2 separate regions of the Homo sapiens genome follow, and region 2 is linked to region 1. Evidence: read pairs that join two places in POLR2A ChIA-PET (ENCODE). Cell type or tissue: OCI-LY7. All regions are shown on one strand. Links, peaks and the distances in the headings refer to the core of each region. The heading gives the core; the rest is flanking DNA.

What was found. ChIA-PET counts read pairs that join two places held together with the same protein. Peaks named below come from ENCODE experiments on the same cell type or tissue, not always from the same donor. Only the 100,000 strongest peaks of a DNase experiment are listed, where the experiment ranks them.
Region 2: POLR2A ChIA-PET joins it to region 1 with 9 read pairs; 3 of 35 experiments call an interaction of 5 or more read pairs at or near these places.

What each region holds. Positions count from the first base shown.
Region 1 is chr3:63,799,021-63,809,239 of GRCh38, reverse strand. It overlaps the pseudogene CDHR18P and a transcript of C3orf49 not described here. Among named protein-coding and RNA genes, the nearest start is that of C3orf49, 15 kb to the left of the region's middle. In OCI-LY7, for the core only: no CTCF peak of the experiment used is centred there; no DNase peak of the experiment used is centred there.
Region 2 is chr3:63,923,886-63,934,104 of GRCh38, reverse strand. All of the region lies in intron 4 of ATXN7 (ataxin 7), which reads right to left. Among named protein-coding and RNA genes, the nearest start is that of ATXN7, 65 kb to the right of the region's middle. In OCI-LY7, for the core only: no CTCF peak of the experiment used is centred there; a DNase peak (open chromatin) is centred at 6,254; H3K4me3 peaks cover 1,319 bases; H3K27ac peaks cover 2,317 bases.

The DNA.
Region 1 (10,219 bases), core at 2,733-5,232:
TCCTTGCCTGTTTCAGGAAAGTCAATGAGCAAAAATAAAAAATATCTAGTTAACAAATTTTATGGTTCAGAAATTTTCAGACTATTGCTTAAACAGAAAGGTTTTATATATCCTAAAGCCCACCTTTGGAAGTAGAAGATAATTTTTTGATTCAGGAAAGAGGATGGTGAAAATATACATGATTGGAGAGAGGCTTGCAGCCACCTTCATGAAATAGATTCATGAGGTTTTGGAGAGGAAAGTCTCCTTTGATGGAGACCAAAAGAAAAAAAAAAGCACATTAATTTTCCAGTACTTCAGTGCCAGAGGACACCACAGGTACCGACGGAATTGGGATTGTGTGCACTGAAATGGTAAGAGTGAAAGGGATGTGGGTGGGGCACTGACAGTGTCTGCCTCACTGTTGTTTCCTGGATACATCACATTTTCTCCTGGGCTGAGTGTACCTGGGCAGGGAGTGAAGGGGTAGGTATGAGGCCCTATTCATCCTTGTGAATTTCTTAAGTTATACCTAATACCTAGGGACCAACCTTACCATTCAATAAAAGCTTGACCAACTAAATTGGAAGAGAAGTTTTAATTCGGGAATGAAGAGGCAATAGGACCTGAATTCAGGGCACTTTAAAAAAATTATTTGCTTTTTCCAAAGATGTTCTGAGAGTCTAGCCTTAGTTACCTTTGCTAAAACCTTCACTGTAAAGAAAAAGCTCAGCTGAAATTAAGGGAAGCAGAGAACAAATAAAAGAGAGAGAAAGAAGAAAACAGAGAAAAATACAAAGTAAGCCAGCACAGTAGGACATATAATGACTTTTTGTTTCCAAATGCATTGTGACTTCGAGCATTGAGTAATTTCCTGACACCACAGGGTTAGACAGAAGTTGTATGAAATAACATCATTTAGGGAACTATTTTTACCCAGCTTTCATACATCCTGTCTAATAAAACATAATGAATTTATGTAAAAAGAAACTCTACATTTTCTATGAGAATGAATGACAAATCATAGTGACCAATAATCTGTATCACTTATCTCTTAAATAACAATGAGGAGCTTCCTAACTGGTCCAGCCAGAGGCTTCTAATTGAGTGACAGTTGTCTTCTAGCCTCAGAGAAGATGAGTTGCTTGTCCAAGTTGTCATTTGTCCAGTGAGACTCAGAATTAGGATCTGAGCCAAAATCTGCTTGATCGGAAAGTTCGTTCATTATGTCGTTCTCCTCCTTCCTCCCCAGAGCTATTGTTCAGTTGCGTGAGAACTTTCTCAAATTTTGACATTCTGAAAACTTTCACTTTTTCTTTTTTTCTTTTCTTTTCTTTCCCTTTATTTATTTATTTATTTATTTCTCTTTCTTTCTTTCTTTCTTTTTTTTTTTTTTTTTTTTTGAGATGAAGTTTCACTCTTGTTGCCCAGGCTGGAATGCAATGGGGCGAGCTGGGCTCACTGCAACCTCTGCCTCCCGGGTTCAAGTGATTCTCCTGTCTCAACCTCTCGAGTAGCTGGGATTATAGGCGCCCACCACCACGCCCGACTAATTTTTGTATTCTCAGTAGAGACAGGGTTTCACCATGCTGGCCAGGCTGTCCTCGAACTCCCAGACCTCAGGTGATCCACTGGTCTCGACCTTGCAAAGTGCTGGGATTACAGGTATGAGCCACTTGCCCAGCCAACTTTTGCTTTTTCTCATTTTTACCCAAGAGAAGTTCATCCTGAATCATGAAAGCATCTCAGTCATTTGAAAACATGAGATTTGGTTCCAGCAAGTCAAATTTTGGGTTCAAATCCCAACTCTGCCACTGATTAGCTGTATAACATAAAACCACTTGGTGTTTCTGTGTCTCAGCATTCTCATGTGGAAAATGGAAGAGAGAATAATCATACCCCTCACCCCAGGGTTGTTGTGAGGATTAAATGAAAAAAATATGAGTGAAAGACTGTCCTACAAATGATCATTAATATTATTTATTATTCATTCAAAAAATATGTATGAGGGCCCGGGTGCAGTGGCTCACGCCTGTAATCCCAACACTTTGGGAGGCCGAGGCAGGTGGATCACGAGGTTAGGAGATTGAGACCATCCTGGCTAACACGGTGAAACCCCGTCTCTACTAAAAATACAAAAAATTAGCCGGGCGTGGTGGTGGGCGCCTGTAGTCCCAGCTACTCGGGTGGCTGAGGCAGGAGAATGACGTGAACCCAGGAGATGGAGCTTGCAGTGAGCCAAGATCATGCCACTGTACTCCAACCTGGGCCACAGAGCGAGACTCCGTCTAAAAAAAAGAAAAAAAAAATGAGGTATTCTTATTCAGTTATCAAATAAACACATTTTTTGCAGTTAGAGTTTATGGTTCCCCGAGGAGTCACCCAAACTAAAGGCAATTATAATACAATGTGTCAAATGTCATGATGGGGTAACATGCAAACACTGAGAAGGAATACTGAAGCAGAGTCAGGCAGGCCAGGAAAGACTTTCTGAAGAAAGTGATGTCTAAGGGCCAACTGAAGAATGGGTAGAATGTTAGGAAGTTAAAAATGCTGTAGAAAAAATATATATAATTGTTTAGAGGTGGACTAGAGAAGTGGAAAGAAGTTCGGGATAATTGCAACGAGCATATGAAAAGGGACGTATGGAAAGATGAGGCCAGAGACACGAGCAGGGATCAGATATGGCAAGGCAGAAGACCTTTCTAAACTTCAGTATTTATCTGAATTAACTGATCATATCTGATTTCCTTAATACTGTTCTCTTACTGAAATGGCCAGTGCCATATTCTTTATGTTTTGTTGCACATTGCAAAACATTATTATATCACATTGCCTTAGTTCAGATTCTCTTGAAAGCCAACACTAAGGGAAGGGTTCCAGTGCAAGTACTGTAATTAACTTGGGAGCTGATCCCAGGAAACACCCAGAGTGGGGTAAGGAAGCCAGACAATGAATGGTAGGCAATGGATAAAGGGTGTGTTAACAAGCGTGTTAGCGCCAGGGGCAACCAGAGCTCGATTTCATTGGGGTACTCAGGAATCCAGTGTGGAAGCACACCTCAGTGTTATTTATCCACACTAAAGGTGAGGAAGCTGAGGTATTTGATCACCATATCCCTCTTGGCCATTGCTTGAGGACAGCTTCCAGGGGACTTCACTCTCTGGCACTCTGGCTTATCCTTTGTGCAGGAGAAGCTGCTCTCCAGGCAGAGTTGTAGAAGTAGTATTCCACTTGTAGAGGTGAGTATGGAGGAAATGGGGGCGGGGCACTGCGCAGCTGCTACACATATTTTTTAAAGTATAAAAAAACAAAACCAAAACAAATGAAAAAAGACCAGCCCTTGCTGGGAGACAGTTCTCCGTGGGTCTCTTGCACTTCTGTGCATCTTGTGAGCAGAGGCACTGGTTGCCTTTGTTCTGGACAATTTTTTTTAAGCATGTTTAAGTAGTAATAGAGATACTATTTCCCTCTGAAGCAGAGGATGGTTTGTTTAGCATCCAGTGTAATAAAGGTATTTTCTCCCTCCAGGTCAAAGGTCAGGCAGGCTTACTGCTCGTTTTATAAGATGTGGGTTTGTAAGTTAAGGGTTTCTCAACTGTGATACAAATGCAGACCCAAAGCATGCAGAGCATCTATTTAGGGCATTTGTTTTTGCCCCCGTGGGGCCTGAGGAACAAAGAGAAAGGATGTGAACATGAAGCTTATGCTGGTTGCTGAGCTATGAGTAATAAAGTCCTTTGTCTCTGACCCAGAAGTCTTGTGTCTTCTGCCAGCCTCTGTGAAACTGCAGTATGGTAACTTGTAGGGTAAGTTCTGAAATCTTTCTCAGCTCCTGATGACCCTACCAAGCCAACTCAACTGATCTTTAAGACATTTAATTTAAAAAATAACTTCTAATTAATAAAAAAAGTAATAAAAAGAAGTATTTATTGCACTTTTCCTTTGTGGTTTTAAAATACAAAATTGGTTAGGAAGCCTTGTAGAAATCCTCATTAAAAAGCCAACTTTTGTGTTTCCTCTAAGATGTTCTAGCTTTTCCAAATTTTGTAATTGAGAATGCCAGCCCTCTTCTGGAAAATGCCTCTGAATATACACAGATTGCCAAAGTCACTGTGTCTGTCTCACCTCATGCTTCTCTGGTTGGAGATCCTGTTATTATTAATGCAAATCCTGCAGTCCATCCATTTGTGCTGTCTCATAGATCCATACATCTTTGGGAAGTAAGTATGTTGGCAAACAGTATTATCACTTGATACCACAAGGTCTTTAAAATGAAATATCATTCTGTTTTTTCTTACCTTCTACTGTATGTTATTAATTTGGTGACCACTCTTTGGAATCCTATTATATGTCAAACACTCTAAAAATCCTTAGGGACATCAAGATCCATTTATTTCACAAGTAATTATTGAGAATCTACTGAGACACAGGGAATTCCTTGCCCTCATGGAATTGACTTGTTCATAGGGAGACATACTGATCAAGTGAATATACCCAAAAGTATTAGGTTAGTGCAAATGTAATTGCAGTTTTTGCCATTACTTTCAATGGCAATTACATTTGCACCAATCTAACATAAAATTGTAAATGCAGTAACAGCCAAGAAAGGCAGACTCACAGGTCTGTGGGAGTCCCTAAAGGGGACATTTTAACTAGTCAGGCTTCCCTGAGGAAGAGCTACATGAAAAGCAATCTGCAGAATGCATAGGAATTGAATAGATAAAGAAGAAGAGAAGAACATTCCAGGCAGAGGGAGCAGCATGTGCGAAGTCCCTGTAGCAAGAAGGAGCATGGTAAAAAGAGAAGACTGAAGGATCAATGTGACAGGAGCCAAAGAGAAAGCACGTGGGAGATTATACTGCAAAGGAGATGGGGAAGGCAGAGCCTGCAGTGTCTGTGAGCCATGTTAGGAAGCTTTGTTTACCTAGATGGCTATATCATACCCAGCTAGATAAAATATAGCTAATTTTTCCCTCTGGATCAAAGTTTAGGCAGGCTGATTGTTCACTATAAGAAAGGGGTCCCCAACCCCCAGGCCACAAACCAGTATCAGCCCATGGCCTGTTAGGAACTGGGCCACACAACAGAAGGTGGGTGGCAAGCAAGCAAGCGAAGCTTCATCTGTATTTACAGCTGTTCCCCATCACTCTCATTATCTCCTGAGCTCCGCCTCCTGTCAGATCAGTGGCGGCATTAGATTCTCATAGGAGCGTGAACCCTATTGTGAACTGCTCATTCAAGGGATCTAGGTTGCGTTCTCCTTATGAGAACCTAATGCCTGATGATCTGTCACTGTCTCCCATCACCCCCAGATGGGGCCATCTAGTTGCAGGAAAACAAGTTTAGGACTCCCGCTGATTCTACATTATGGTGAGTTGTATAATAATTGTATTATATATTACAATGTAATAATAATAGAAATAAAGTGCACAGTAAATATAATGATCTTGAATTATCACGAAACCATTCCCACTCAACCCTGGTCTGTGGAAATTGTCTTCCATGAAACCAGTCCCTGGTGCCAAAAAGGTTGGGGACTGCTGTTATAAGAGATCCAGATTCCCTAAGGTCAGAGTTTCTTAGACCTTGATACAAACCCACTGCATGCACAGCATTCAGCCGGGCTCCTCTACATGGTCCCCATGGCACGTGAGAGCAAGGGGACCAATGTGAACATGAAGCTTATGCTGCTTGCTGTGCCGGAGTAATAAAGTCCTTGAGAGCAGCATGTTGTTTAGCTGATCTAGCCTGGTTTGGCTTCAGTCTGCAGGTTGAGTTCAGGTCTGTCTCTTGTCCTTCCCATTCTCCTTGGGACACTGGCTAGCAGAGGGACATTCTTCTCTGGGCAAAAGGAGGAGAGCAAGAGGATTTCTCAACCCCACATGTACATTTCAAGACCCACATCTGCGCATATCATTGGCTAAAACAAGTGTCACATATCCAAGCCATGGGCTGAAGAAATATACTCTGTTTTTATTAGGAGGAATTGCCAAGGCACACGGCAAAAGACATGAATATAGAAAATATTAAGAATTGGGGATATTAAATCCACCTCCCACACTTAAGAAACCACTAAGGAGTTGTGCAGGAAAGAGACATGATTTGCTTACAGCTTAATTTGCTATTGTAAAGAGAACAGATTTAAAAGGGGCAGGAGAGGTCTGTTATGAGGCTTTTGAATATCCTTGCCAAACCTTGGTATTGTCAGACTTAAATTTGCTTCCAGCTTCAGTTTGGTGTAAAATGTTTTCTCCTGCTTGTTCTTAATTAGATTTTTGTTTTAAGTCTAAATAGCAGCAGAATGATGGCAAAGAGTGTTCAGTAGTTTTGCTTAGTGTGTGTGTCTGTGTGTGTGTGTCTGTGTATGTGTGTGTGTTTCTGTGTGTGAAGGTAGTGAGCACAGCTGCTCTAAGCACTGATTTGGGGGTCTGATAAACCTAGTTTTCAACCACAGCTCCTTCAGTCAGTAGAAACATGACCTTGGGTAATTTATTGGACTTTCTGCACTTTAATTATTATTTTCAGGGATTAGCAAGAAGATTCTAAAAGATAATGTATGGAAAGTGCTGTCTTACTGCTTTGTCCATAGCAAGCAGTCAACACACAATAGCTGTTACTGTAATAAATATACTTATACTTCAATATTTAGCATTATTATAGCCAGATTACAGGTAATAAAAAAACTAAGAAAGATGTGGCCACATAATCATAACTGTATTAAAGACAAGCTTTAGAAGTAGTTCAATTATGCAGCAGTTTCATAACAAGCAAGTACACCTGCAGATAAAGGCTAAACGAAATGAGTTAATAACTGTTTCTACAACATTGCAGTACAAGGATGGAAATACTGTTCTATTTGGGGTTTGGCATATCCCAGCATATCATTATCCTTTTCTGAACTTCTTTCCTTGCAGCATATATGCTTGTTTGTTTTGCAAAAGACTGATTGAGCTTAGTTAGGAAGGGCGATTGGTCAGGCAGTCAAACAAAAACCAACAACCACCAAATGAACACCAAGCTAGTCTCTGCAGAAACAATAGCAAAGCTTGAAGTGAACTGATTATATAGATAAATCAACGGAAATGAGACAAGGTACACTCCAGTTATGTAATCTTCAAATTGCGACCTGTCATTGAGCAACATAAGTGGGGTTGCATAGGCAGGTTGGGAAAATGAACCCAAGTTACCCTTTCTGTGTTCACCCTGCCTATTCCCTGGATGGAAGTAATCTGCCAGATGGAGACTTAAACCATCTTCCTGTTTTCTCCCAGTGTAAAGAATAGGCATTTGCATTGATTCAATAAATATGTGTTGAAAACGAATGGGAAGCCTGATACCATGTAAGATGCTAGGGAGCAAAATGGACACACTTGCTGTCCCTGGGGGCTCCCAGGACAGAGGGAAACATACCTGAAGGGCCAGCTTGAGCCCAGGGTTGTATTTCTTGGTTAAGGGAGCTCCTTGAAGTGGATATGTCTACATAGATGCTCTTCCCTGTGCCCCTTGTACTCTCAAAACATCATGGCTATAATAGTGATAAAAATGACAGTAACAATAGAAATGATAAATGGCTGACGCTGGGCACTAACTATGTACCAGGCACTGTCCTAACAGCTTTAACTGTACTACTTTATTTAATGCTCACAACACTAGAGGTAAGTTCTACTCTTATTTCTATTACGTAGACAACAGAAAGGTGAAGTAACTTTCTCAGTGTTGAGAATTATTCATTTATTTGTTTGATGATTGTGTACTAAAAATTATCTTATTTGTGTGATTATTTAATTAATGATGTGTCTATATCATTAAGCTAGAAGCTTCACCAAGGACAGGGACCATGCCTCTTTTGCTTCTTCTTGCTCTGTTTTTTTTTATTTTTGTCTATTTATTTTTTCACCGTGTATGTATCTCTTTCACTTTCTCTCTTTCTCATCTCTGTCTCTTTCTATGTAGTCAAATATTTAATGCCTACATGTTCTCTACTATAAAAAAAAATTTGAGGCTCAGATATTGGAGTGGCCACTAACTGGAGAGAATTACTTGTCTTGTCTAAGCTTCAGTTTCCCCATTGATTAAACTGAGATATTAATCCCATCTTGATGAGGCTCAGGGTTTTAAAGTGCCAGGTACACAGTAGGTGCTCAACAAGTGTCTCCCTTTTTTCCCTTCCCCAGGGCAGACGGTAAACTCCTCCTGGGCAGATACAAGGTGAAATTATGCTCTTCTGACTTCTAAAACTGCGAGCTTGGTGCCAGAGTGCTTGTGGACACTTGATGAGCATTTGCTTATCAGATGAGCAGGTCCTGGCTACCCTCTAAGCAGGCCCATTGACCCTTTGGCTATCCACATATCCTGCCTTCTTGGCACAATTGTGCAGCAGTTTCCCCTGGGTGGTTCTTCCCCTCAGACACTCAAGGATCTCTTACTGCCTCAAGGTTCCTGTTGCTTGGAAAAGGGATTCCACTGGCAAATTTGCAAGTTTGTATTCCTCACTGTTTTAAAAACATATGGGAAGAGTGCAAAATTAAGGACAAGACAAATTTTAATAAAATAATTAGGCAATATTAACGTATTAGCTATGTGACCTTGAGCCAGTTATTCAATCTTTCTAAACCTTAGTAAAATGGAAATGATGATAAAGTCACCAGTGATGTTAAGTGCTTAGTAATTAATAAGCACTCAAAACATGTTCAACATTGTTCCTGTTTAAATGTATAAATCTCATTGGTCTATACTTGACACATAAGAGACACTTGACAAATGGTATATTATTATTATTATTATTATAGGTTTAATGGGAATACCCCTATAAAACATCTGTGCTGAGCAAGCGCAATGCCTTAAGTTTTATCTGAAATTCACGATTGGATGAGAGGTTTTAGGCTTATGGGGGTGATGCTCATTCAAGCACATCTGTTGTACATTTTCTGGCAGTTACTGAGATTTATATCCTGAAAGATATTGCCCCAGGCACAGTCATTTACTGAGCAGCGGCCAACGACCCAGAGGATACCGTTTTGGAGGTAATTTATGCTTTGGGACAGAGAATAACAGTGCCTAGTGGTTTTATGTGTGATTGAATTCAAATATAAAGCCATGGAGGCAATCAAGTCATTTATACCCACAACTTAGGTTTCAAACATACCTTTGCCTCAATTATCAGGATACTTTAGGTGAAAATGATTAAGGTCTGGGTTGTCCAGGTAATTGCTTCCCTTCTAGTACATTCCATCCTGTGCAGGCCGACCCAACCTAATCCTTAAGTAACTTTAGCAAAAGATGTCAAGACATTTCATTTTGTTCTTAGGAATCTTGGCTATACACAGGTAGAGAAAGAATCCAGCTTTCTGGCAGAATTAATTTGTATTTCAAAACTCTAGGTCTCGTCCTCAGGTTTTATAATGCCCTAGATGGAGAGGAAACTATGGGCTTGGTACCAAGAGGCTTGGGTTTAAGTTCTTACTCTACTACTGCAAATCACTTAACATTTCTGCTTTGCTGTTTCAACTGTAAAATTGGGAAAATGACACCTGCTTTTTCTTGTCTCATATTGCTTTCTCTCATTATAATTAAACATAATATTTGATTATGTTTATATGAACATGAAAGTAGTTTTTAAACTGTAAAACATTTTGCAAATGATAGGCTTTATAATAATGTCTTAATTTTTTATGCCATATGGAACGGTTATGGCATTATTAAACTATAATATTTTAGCTAATGAATTGATAGAAAATAATATTGTGTCTTTCATTTTTAGTGTTGTATTGCCTTCCCAGACTGGCTAAAAATTACACAATTGAACATGTTGATGCTGTACACTCAATATTTACAACTTTTGGTAATGCTATTGGATACTTGCTCCAGGCAACTTGAATCATACAAAATTTTCTTTAAGCAGTAGATGTCCACTAATATTTGAGGTATTGTCCACATGGTTTTAAAAAGTATTGAGTACACTTGAATAATTACACAAGCTTCCCCACACACATTTGTCTCCTCCTTCTCCCAATAGCACAATGCCACATCCAGGATGGGACTGGAAAGGTCACAGCTTTCTCTGTAACATGCAATTCAACCACGTAATCATGCATATTGCTCCAAATCAGCATGTTCAAGATTATAGGATTGAATGCAGCACTGAGCAGCTCCAGCCGCACAGGAATCAGATATCATAACACAATTGCTTCCTTGTTGTTCTCCATGGCAGCTCACCCACCTAAAATGTTGACATTAT
Region 2 (10,219 bases), core at 4,910-7,409, 120 kb before region 1:
GCAATTAGCTGCAAAGGAGTTAGGCCAATTGATGATTCTAAAAACAATGATGAACATAAGTAGCTTTTTAAGTACAACATTTGTGATTCAACCAACTACGCAATTTCCAATCACCACTGTTTTGGAAAACCCAGGGTCATATCTTAAAATAAATAACCATACTGGCTAATTTAGGAAAAAAAAAAACAACAGAAAAGAGAAAATCAACTAGCCACTCCCTCCAATAGGTAACGACAGTTATGAAGCATCAACTTGACTACCCATTCAGCAGGAACCACTGCGCACCCCTTTATTGCCCATTAAATGTTATATAACAAACTACTTTGCACAGGTTTATTTCAATACCCAGTAGAGAATACCACTTAATTGAGAGGGATACAAGGGACATTACCACAGTCACAGGGAAATTTTACTTCCCTTTTTTGCAAAAGAAAAGTAGCTGAAACTATAGTCACTTAACATTTTGTTTCCTGTTCAACCCCAAAATCTTGTTACAAGATATATAGTTCACTCATCACAGACTTTCTTGAGGGAGGCAAAAACAGTTTTTGCTTTTGAGACTGTGGAGGCCAGGGCTTGCAGAGTACATGAAGAAAGTCAACAACAAGGTGGCAAAAACTGTACCTCAGATTTTGTGTGGATTAAAAAAGCTAATGTCCTAGGTACTTTCAGATGCTGGATGAAGAACATTATTATAACCAGGAAGCCTACAATTAATTCTTCCTTTAACAACAACATTGACTACTTTGAAGGTCAGACTGCATTTTAAAATCACAGGGCTCTAAGTTTCTACAGGACAGAAAACTATAATTTCAACAGCCCAAAACTTGAAGAAAGGGAGACACAGGAAAAAAAGGTAGAGCCTGCCAGTTCCTTAGGGAGAGACTCAGAGAGAAAGGAAACATGTCCCTAGCCATAAAACATACTTCTCTGTCATCTAGATAGACCTCTGACACCTGAAACTAGTAGAGCCTTTTTGGAGGGCACTTTGACATTACCTCTTTAGATACACTCTTAAGTTGTCTGAGTTTACTTACAAAACAAGCAAACAAAAGCATCACTACTGCAAATAAACTTGTAAAAATAACTGTAGGACTGTCGGTAAAAGCAGCAACACTGCCAAGAGTCTGTATGTCCATCCATAAAGGTCAAGTTTAAACAAGAATAGCACACCCATAATACCAAAAACTAGGTGGTAGTTGAATAAAATTAGACAGATCTATCTGTGATGACATGTAACAATCTCCCTATGGCTGAACACAAAAAGCAAGGAGCAGACATAAAACTGGACCAGAGGCCTGGGGAAGCTGCCTGGAAGAACTACTGCCTAAGCCCCGATCTAAGAGATGAGAAGTAATTTTCTCTTTCTTGGGGAAAGGGGTCACGGGAAAGGAGCAGAGGGAAATTGTCTGGGAAAAAGGAAAGTGTACCTACACAGGGACAGCACATAACCTGTGAAAAAGCCAAGGAGTTTAGAGGCTGTGGTGGCCTTAGGCAAATACAACACTGTCCACCAGCCACATTAAGTAGTTTTACCTTTACCCTAAGGGCAATGGCAATCAATGAAGTCATTTAAAAACAAGACCCTATTATATGAGAGTATTAGAAAGATCACCCTGGCTGCCACCTCAAGTCCTAAAGTCTGTCTCCCATTTGCCCTTAATTTACAAATAACTTCAGTTCCAAAACCTCAGGTAGGACTGAAATTTTTTTGTCTATCTGAAATGATGCATGCCTATGTGGTATTACTATGACAAAAAAAGGTTCATCTTCTCAGCCTGGCCTACTTCTGACTCTTAACTTTTAATGCAGCCAAAATACTGTATGTTTCTGTAATTAATATTGCAGAAAACACAGCAGTGAATGCACTAAGCAAAACAAAACATTTAGAAACCAAATTAAAAAATTTTTTAATTACCTTGAATATGGGAACCTGCACAAACACCTGCTTTAAGTACAAGTAAAATAATAATGGAAATTTGTGATGATCTTATAAAAAAACACTTTGGATATTCATTGGTGGTGCTAAACACTATTGAGTCATGAGGGCTTTTGAAAATCTGTTGGAAGGTATATTTTCTCTCCCTACAAAACTGTACTCAGGTAAATATGGCCAATATTTTGCACATATACATGAAGTGATGCAAGGACCTCCCATTGCTCAAATAACCCCAGTTTGAGAATCCCTGATTTCAAAGCCCACACCCTCGTCCTTCCTGTGTCTACTTCCAAACTTCAGGCTTCTCTTTCCTTTGACACAGTTTTATTATCGTTAAAACTTACATCTGCCACCCATGTCACCTAAATGACAAGGGAGACACTAAAAGAGAGCAGCATTTAATGTAAACTCTTTTCCTAAAGTAAAAGTTTCAGGGGCAGTGGGGCAATTTAAAGAGGGTATGGGTGGAGACAAAGGAGATCACCTAATACAGAATAAATACAGTCAAGGGTATTTGAAAAAATAAAAAAATAGATGGCAATAATGTTCCTTTTCTCTGAAGAGAAGACAAAAAGGCCATAAGGAAAAGAGAACACTGGATCAGACCTGTAGCGGCCTCATTAGCCAGGGGCCTTCAGTTTGCTCTCTGTAGCAAGAGAAAGTCCCGAAGTGTCCTCTATGGCCTCCAGGGGCTCTCCCTGAGCCCCTGACAACCTAGTCAAGGCCAGACACACTATAAGCATAGATTCCACACATGGGTATTCACAGCTATTGCCTACAAAACCTTTATCAGAGTTATAATACAACTTGGGGTAATTAAGCTTCATGCTTTCTCCTCTACTTTTTTTTGGGGGGGCGGGTGTTTACAAGTTAGTAACAGCAAGAAGATCAGCACTAGAAACAATAAATCAGCAAACTTCTGCTGTAGGCTGGATGTGGTGGCTCACGCCTATAATCCCAGCACTTTGGGACACCGAGGCAGGAGGAATGCTTGAGCCCAGGAGTTCAAGATCAGCCTGGGCAACACAGTGAGACCTTCTCTCAAACAAACAAACAAACAAACAAAACTTCTACTGTATATACCATTAACTCCAGCGTTAAGGGTCCACCTCTTCTAGATCCTTGTGTCTCACCTTTTCTTAGCAGTTCTTTGAAACAGCATCATTCTACTCTCCCAAGCCACATACGGCAATCAACAGCCATATTTAACAAAATCAATGCGCAAGTTCTTATTGTATCTTCACAGAAGTAGCCACCTGTCTAGTGTCCTAAAACTTGGTGCAAAAATTCTTAAGCAGTACAGATACATTCGAATCCATTAAAAATTTTGTAAACTTGCCGGGTGCGGTGGCTCATGCCTGTAATCCCAGCACTTTGAGAGGCCAAGGCGGGCGGATCATGAGGTCAGGAGATTGAGACCATCCTGGCTAACACGGAGAAACCCCGTCTCTAATAAAAATACAAAAAAAATTAGCCGGGCGTGGTCGTGGGCGCCTGTAGTCCCAGCTACTCAGGGGGCTAAGGCAGAATGGGGTGAACCCGGGAGGCGGAGCTTGCAGTGAGCCAAGATTGCGCCACTGCACTCCAGCCTGGGCAACAGAGCGAGACTCCATCTTCAAAAAAAAAAAAAAAATTGTAAACTCTGGGATTTGAAAAAGATCAAGTGGCTATTCTTCCACTCTGGACTTCTCTCTTCATTTGACAGTGCCCAGATATAGACAGAATCATGGCCAAGGCCTTCCAGGGAAAGCTGTGGAGGGGCTACACACAAAGGGATCCTATTACAGGATATCTTCATCAGGCAAATAAGAATTTGAGTAATGAGGCCAAACCAATAGCTTGCAAGGTATATTCCCTACTCACTCTCTAGTTACCTTTTCACAAAACTGACAGCACTTAAAATTTCCTGGGGATTTGGGAATAAAAATAAAAACTTATCTTTTAAAATGCAAGGAAAATCTGTCTCTGAACAGGGGCTGGTAAATTTTACCAAATCAAGCATTAAAGCCTGACCTCTCAAAGTCCTCGGCACTATTTCAGAACCATTAAAATATATATTAAGACCCATTTTTCATGTTAAAAAAATTATGTCCTATTTAGTCATAACCATTTCAAAACCCTAGATTCCTGCCAAAGACTACTGGGCAGGTAATTCCCAGTTCCTGTGGATGGATCGGGGAGCCTCTCAGTCATCTCTCCACTACTTGTCAGTCAGCTCACTGGCAATATACAGTGTGAACCACTGTGTGATGAGCCAAGGACAGGGTTCTGGGACAGGCTCTGCGGTCAGAGAGAGCAAGCTGGCCTGGTCTTTGAGCAAACTCCCATCGGCCTTGTGCCCGCCCTGACACACACAGGTAAGGCCACAGTAATGTAACATGACCAAGTCTAAAGAAAATATCTGATGAAAAGTTCTGTCCTTTGTTGTTGTTTGAACTTATTTCCTTTCTGGGTAGCATTACCACCCGGGCAAGCAGAGATGGGGAAAAAAGAATGAGAGGTCAGATCAATCTACTTAGTTACTTAATATCAACCAGAGCCTTGCTTAATGGGTACGAGTAAAAATTAACAATTCTAATTCTCAAAAGAAAGGCAGGCCGGGCGCAGTGGCTCACGCCTGTAATCCCAGCACTTTGGGAAGCAGAGGCAGGCGCATCACGAGGTCAGGAGATCGAGACCATCGTGGCCAACATGGTGAAACCCGGTCTCTACTAAAAATACAAAAATTAGCTGGGCATGGTGGCGCATGCCTGTAATCCCAGCTACCTGGGAGGCTGAGACAGGAGAATAGCTTGAAACAGGGAGTCGGAGGTTGCAGTGAGCCGAGATGGCGCCACTGCACTCCAGCCTGGCAACAGAGCGAGACTCCATCTCAAACAAAAAAAAAAAAAAAAAAGAGAGAGAGAGAGAGAAAGCTTCCTAGATAATCTTTGGATTACAATGATTTCCATGCATTATTCTAAAATGTTGTAATAGTTGTGTTTATCTTCTCAGATGTAGACATTGTCCTAAGTGGGTAATAAATACGCCATTTCCCTTTTATGTTTAATTTCTGAATTGTTTTCACCTGTCTCAACTAACCATTAGGATTTGCTTTCTCAGAGTTAACCATTTCTCCACCATGCATTCTACAAACTATATACCCTACAGAGTTTAGATGAACCCTTATGTGGACTAATATGCACACTCAAGCCTCGCAAAGGTTTTAGGCCCAAGGTCCTGACATAATCCATTTCCCCCTCTCCACCAGAACTTCACTACTGCTGCTATTATCTAAAACATTAACCAAGCAAATTCCCTGATTTTAAACTGCTCTCTGGAGTGCGCCTGATGCTTTACTCATTTACCAATAAATAAAAGCCTATTCCTGTTGTCCCCACAAATGTCAGCTCAACATGCAGAAATAAGCCACTGCTGAATTGATAAATCAGGGAACCATCTGGCCATGGGGTGAGCCAGACCAGGAATCGCAGCTTTGCCACTCATAAGCAGTGAGATTTGGGACAGTGTAACTTTCCTGAGCCTCAGTTTCCTCTTTAAAACGGGGATAATATAAATACCTGTTTCAGACTACTGCTGTAAGGATTGAGGCAGTCCATGTAAAGCTCTTTACTCAGTGCGTGACACACACAGTAAGTGCTCAAAGAATGAGAGCTACTATTATTACTACCACTACTTTCTACCAGGTATTGTCTAAGATGCTTAATTTTTTAAGTTATCAATTACTTTTCAAAAATACCTTGGCACTCAAAAAAAAAAATGGGTATGCAACCACATAGCTATAAGGATTTGTCACATGTTCATAATTCTTGATTGCCATCTATCTAAATCCTATATATAAGTAGCTGTTTTTTTGTTTGTTTTTGAGAAAGGGTCTCGCTCTGTCACCCAGGCTGGAATGCAGTGGCATGAAGACAGCTCAATGCAGCCTCAACCTCCTGGGCTCAAGTGATTCTCCCAGATCAGCCTCCCAAAATGCTAGGATTACAGGCGTGAGCCACTGCGCTCAGCCTTCAGTAGCTATTTTTACTTCAGAATTACTAGTGAAGAAAAAAAGAGGATCTTTGTGAAATTTCTACAAAGACTACCCAGCACTGATGAATAAAAAAATTAATTGTTGTATTTGTTACCCTAGCGTAACTACAACCACAATGAGAATATGATTCATGAATAGATTATAAACTCACACAACACAGATTATTTTCAGCAACAGCCACCAGCTTTTAAGAAAACATCTACCAAACAACAACATCTTTTGAAGAAATAGCCATCGCAGCTGCCAGTTAACAATGAAAAGCTCACCAGACATGGGGCTAAGATAAGAGGAACAGAAAGTGTAGCATTTAAAATCTACAGCAGACACCGAGTCTGTCTCCAGTACAGTAGTTCATCAGAGTGGAAAGAAAAAGGCCTAGAAACAGAAATAAAGGGAAGGGAGAAAATAAATATCCTATTCAGAGGCTGGAAAAAAGCACAGAGTTTATCTTGGGAAAGAAAACCCTGGTGATGTAACAGAGGGATTCAAGCACACCGTCATTTATTTGTATATACCAGCTATTCCAAAACCATTTCTCTCTTCACGGCTTATTGTTACTCAATCAAAAAAGAATACCAGGACACTGGAACCAAAGACGAACCACACTCTATCACCAACAGGGGAGTGTTATGCCGTGAATGTTATCTCCCTCCTTCAACAAGAATTATTATTAGTGGGTGGTCTATACTGTTTTCCCCCTCCGGGCCAATTGTGCAAATTAGCCAAGACCTATGTAAACACTTCTCATGATAATTCCTTCTACCTGGCATTTATACCCCAAATCTAACAATAACAGCACCTTTCAGCAAGAGTGATGGCTTGGTTTATGTTGACACCAGACAGCAATGGATATCTTTTGATAATGGCTATAAAGCAATATAGAGAGTGATGTGGAAAATTCAAAAAGGTGACTCCTACCAGAAATACATTTGACCCAGCAGTCCCATTACTAGGTATATACCCAAAGTATTATAAATCATTCTACTATAAAGGCACACGTACACGTATGTTTACTGTAACACTATTTACAATAGCAACACTTGGAACCAACCCAAATGCCCATGAATGATAGACTGCATAAAGAAAATGCGGCACATACACACCATGGAATACTATGCAGCCATAAAAAGAATGAGTTCACGTCCTTTGCAGGGACATGGATGAAGGTGGAAGCCATCAGTCTTAGCCAACTAACACAGGAACAGAAAACCAAACACCGCATGTTCTCACCCATAAGTAGGAGTTGAACAATGAGAACACATGGACACAGGGAGGGGAACATGACACACTGGAGCCTGTTGGGCATTGGGGGGCAAGGGGAGGGAGAGCATTAGGACAAATTAAAAAAAACGGTGACACTTAACCTAAGTCTAGCAGGTTTAGAAGAAACCATCAGGGAAGAGGTGTGGGGCAGCAGGAGAAGCAGTAGCCCGTCAGTGGGAAGAGCATATGCAAGAACTGAGGAGTGGGAAAAAGCCCAAGTGGAGCCTGTAGGCAACAGTAAAGGATTTGGATTTTCAGTGGGCTACAAGGCCCTGTGTGATCTGCCTGCCCAACTCACTCATAACCCTTCAGCACCTGACCTTTTTCCACAGCATTCTCTCCACACTGGCCTCTCCAGCCACTCCGCCCCCTGCTGTTCTTCAAAACACCAGGTCTTCTCCAACCAGAGACTTCAGATTTGCTGTTCCTTCTGTGTGAAAGCTTATCCACAATATGCACGACTGAAGCTCTCACATCCTACAAGTCACGACTCAGAAAATCCCTTCTCACCCCATTTAAAATTGTATTTCCCATACTTCATCTTTTTCCAAAACACCCCTTACCACCTGCCATATACTTTTCTTTAACTCGTTGTTGTTGCCTGTCTCCTCCACTAAAATAAACCTTTAGAGGGCAGTTCTTTGCTGTTGTTTTCCTGAAAATACCTAGCACAAAGTAGATGCTCAATAAATATGTGTTGTATGAACGAACAAAGGCAAGCAAATAGAAACCATTAAAGGGTTTTACCGGGGAGAAACAATTCATTTTGATTCATTTGATTGTATAAGTACATTTTAAAATTCCACTTCCTCCATTTATCATTACCTAGAAACTTGGGGATTTCACATTAGGGAGGTGGCTACATGCCCAACTGGCCCTTAACTTTAGCTACCACCAATTCATTTCTACAATGCTACCATAGTGATCTTTCAAACATATCTACTCCCATCTCCTGTCCTCCACTACCTACCTGCCAAGGCTGCAACAAGTTCCAGGCTCCCACACACTGATGCCCCAGCCTCACAAGCTGCTTCCACACCAGACTGGCTAACTCTCCAACTCTCCCCATTCGCCTCTTCCAGGAAGCCTTCCTTTCCTGATCTCTACTTCTTCACCCCAGTGCTCTGACAGGATTCCACCTCAAGTTGCTGAGATTTCTGATTTTCTGGGCACACACTCCCACTATCCAGGCCTTGCTAGGGAGTTTACATTTTCTTCTAAGGGTGCTGGGAAGCCTCTGAAGCAGCAGTCCCCAATCTTTATGACACCAGAGACCAGTTTCGTGGAAGACAATTTTTCCACTGACCAGGGTTGGGGGGGTCAGGGGAACCTCAGATCATCAGGCATTAGATTCTCATAATGAGCACGCAACCTAGATCCCAGGCATGGACAGTTCACAACAGAGTTTGTGCTCCTATGAGAATCTAATGCCATTGATCTGACAGGACGTGGAGCTCAGGCAGTAATGCTCAGTCCCCCACCCCCACTTACCTCCTGCTGTGTGGCCTGTTTCCTAACAGGCCATAGGCGGGTACTGATCCACAGCCGAGAAGTTGGGGATCCCTACTACAAAGGATGCATAAATGTCTGTTGTTACTTGGCTGTATCCCTGTATCCTTGACTGGATACTTAAAAAGGAAGACAAAACTCTTCCTCTTACTGTGAACAGATGATCTCCCAACTTCCCTCTTCCTTCACAGAAATGACGAGAATGAACTAACCATCTTATTCCACAATTCTACATCCCTACCTGCAACTGAATCCATATGCTTTTCCTCTCATGAGAATGTGATAAAGTCTCTGATTCCATCCAAAACCAGCCTGTCCATGTGGACTCTGAGTTGCATCTCCTTTTTCCAACTCAAGGTACTATACTTGTGATTATCAATTCTTTTCACATGTGACCAATTATCCCTTACTCTTGGATCATTCCCAGTGGCAGACAAACATTCCCTAATACTATCCAAATAAAATAAAACAAACCTCCTCATCATTCCCTTAGATCCTTTACCCCATGTCTTCATCCTGCTACTGCCTCATTTCTCCAATCCCCTTTCAAAGTGAAACCCTTTAAAAAGCTGTCCATACTTGCCCTCTCCACTTCTTCAGCTCAGGCTATCACTTCCCCATACAATGAGGGTTCTGCCTCCCCAACTCTCCAGATTAAGGTCATTAATGACCTTCATACTGTCAAAGCCAGAGATCGATTCTCTGGCCTGACTTTACTTCACAGCAGCATATAACAGAGACCATCACTCCTCACTTAAAGCATGTTCTTCTCTCTTCCCAGATTCACCACCATCACACTCATCTGGTTTCCTTACTGCCTCACTGAAGAGTCCTCCTCGCCCACCCACCACCTCACTGTGGAGGGACCCAAGGCTCAGCCCTTGGCCCTAATGGATTCTTTATTGACACTCCTATATTAGGAAACAAACCTAGGTCCCACGACTTTCCATGTCCTCTGTATGTTGAGGATACAGACTGACCCAGTCTCCACCCCAGACTGCTCCACCATGCTCCAGATTGTGTATTCAACTGCTGACACCACAGCCGCACATGAATGCCCACTAAGTACGTCAAAAGCAGTGTGGCCAAAATCAGAGCTGCTGACCCTAAGTCTCCCACATTCGCCAGCATTCCTCAGTTCATTAAGTGGTACCATTCAGTTGCTCAAGCCCCAAATCCCAATTCTTATATTTCTCCCTCATCCACATCCAATTTTTCATCAAATCATGTAAACTCCACCTCCAAACGTATCCTGAACAGGATAACCTCTCTGCATTACCACTGCCATTAGCAAAGTCCAAGCCACTATTACCTCTAACCTGGTCAGCCAGTCCCTCCACATATTAGCCAGTGATCTTAACATGAATTAGATCATTCCCTTGCTGAAGCTACCCCTAACCACCAACTATCCCCCCAACTTTCATTACACTTAAATCCAAATTCCTTTCCTTGGCCTCTACAGTCTAACCTTG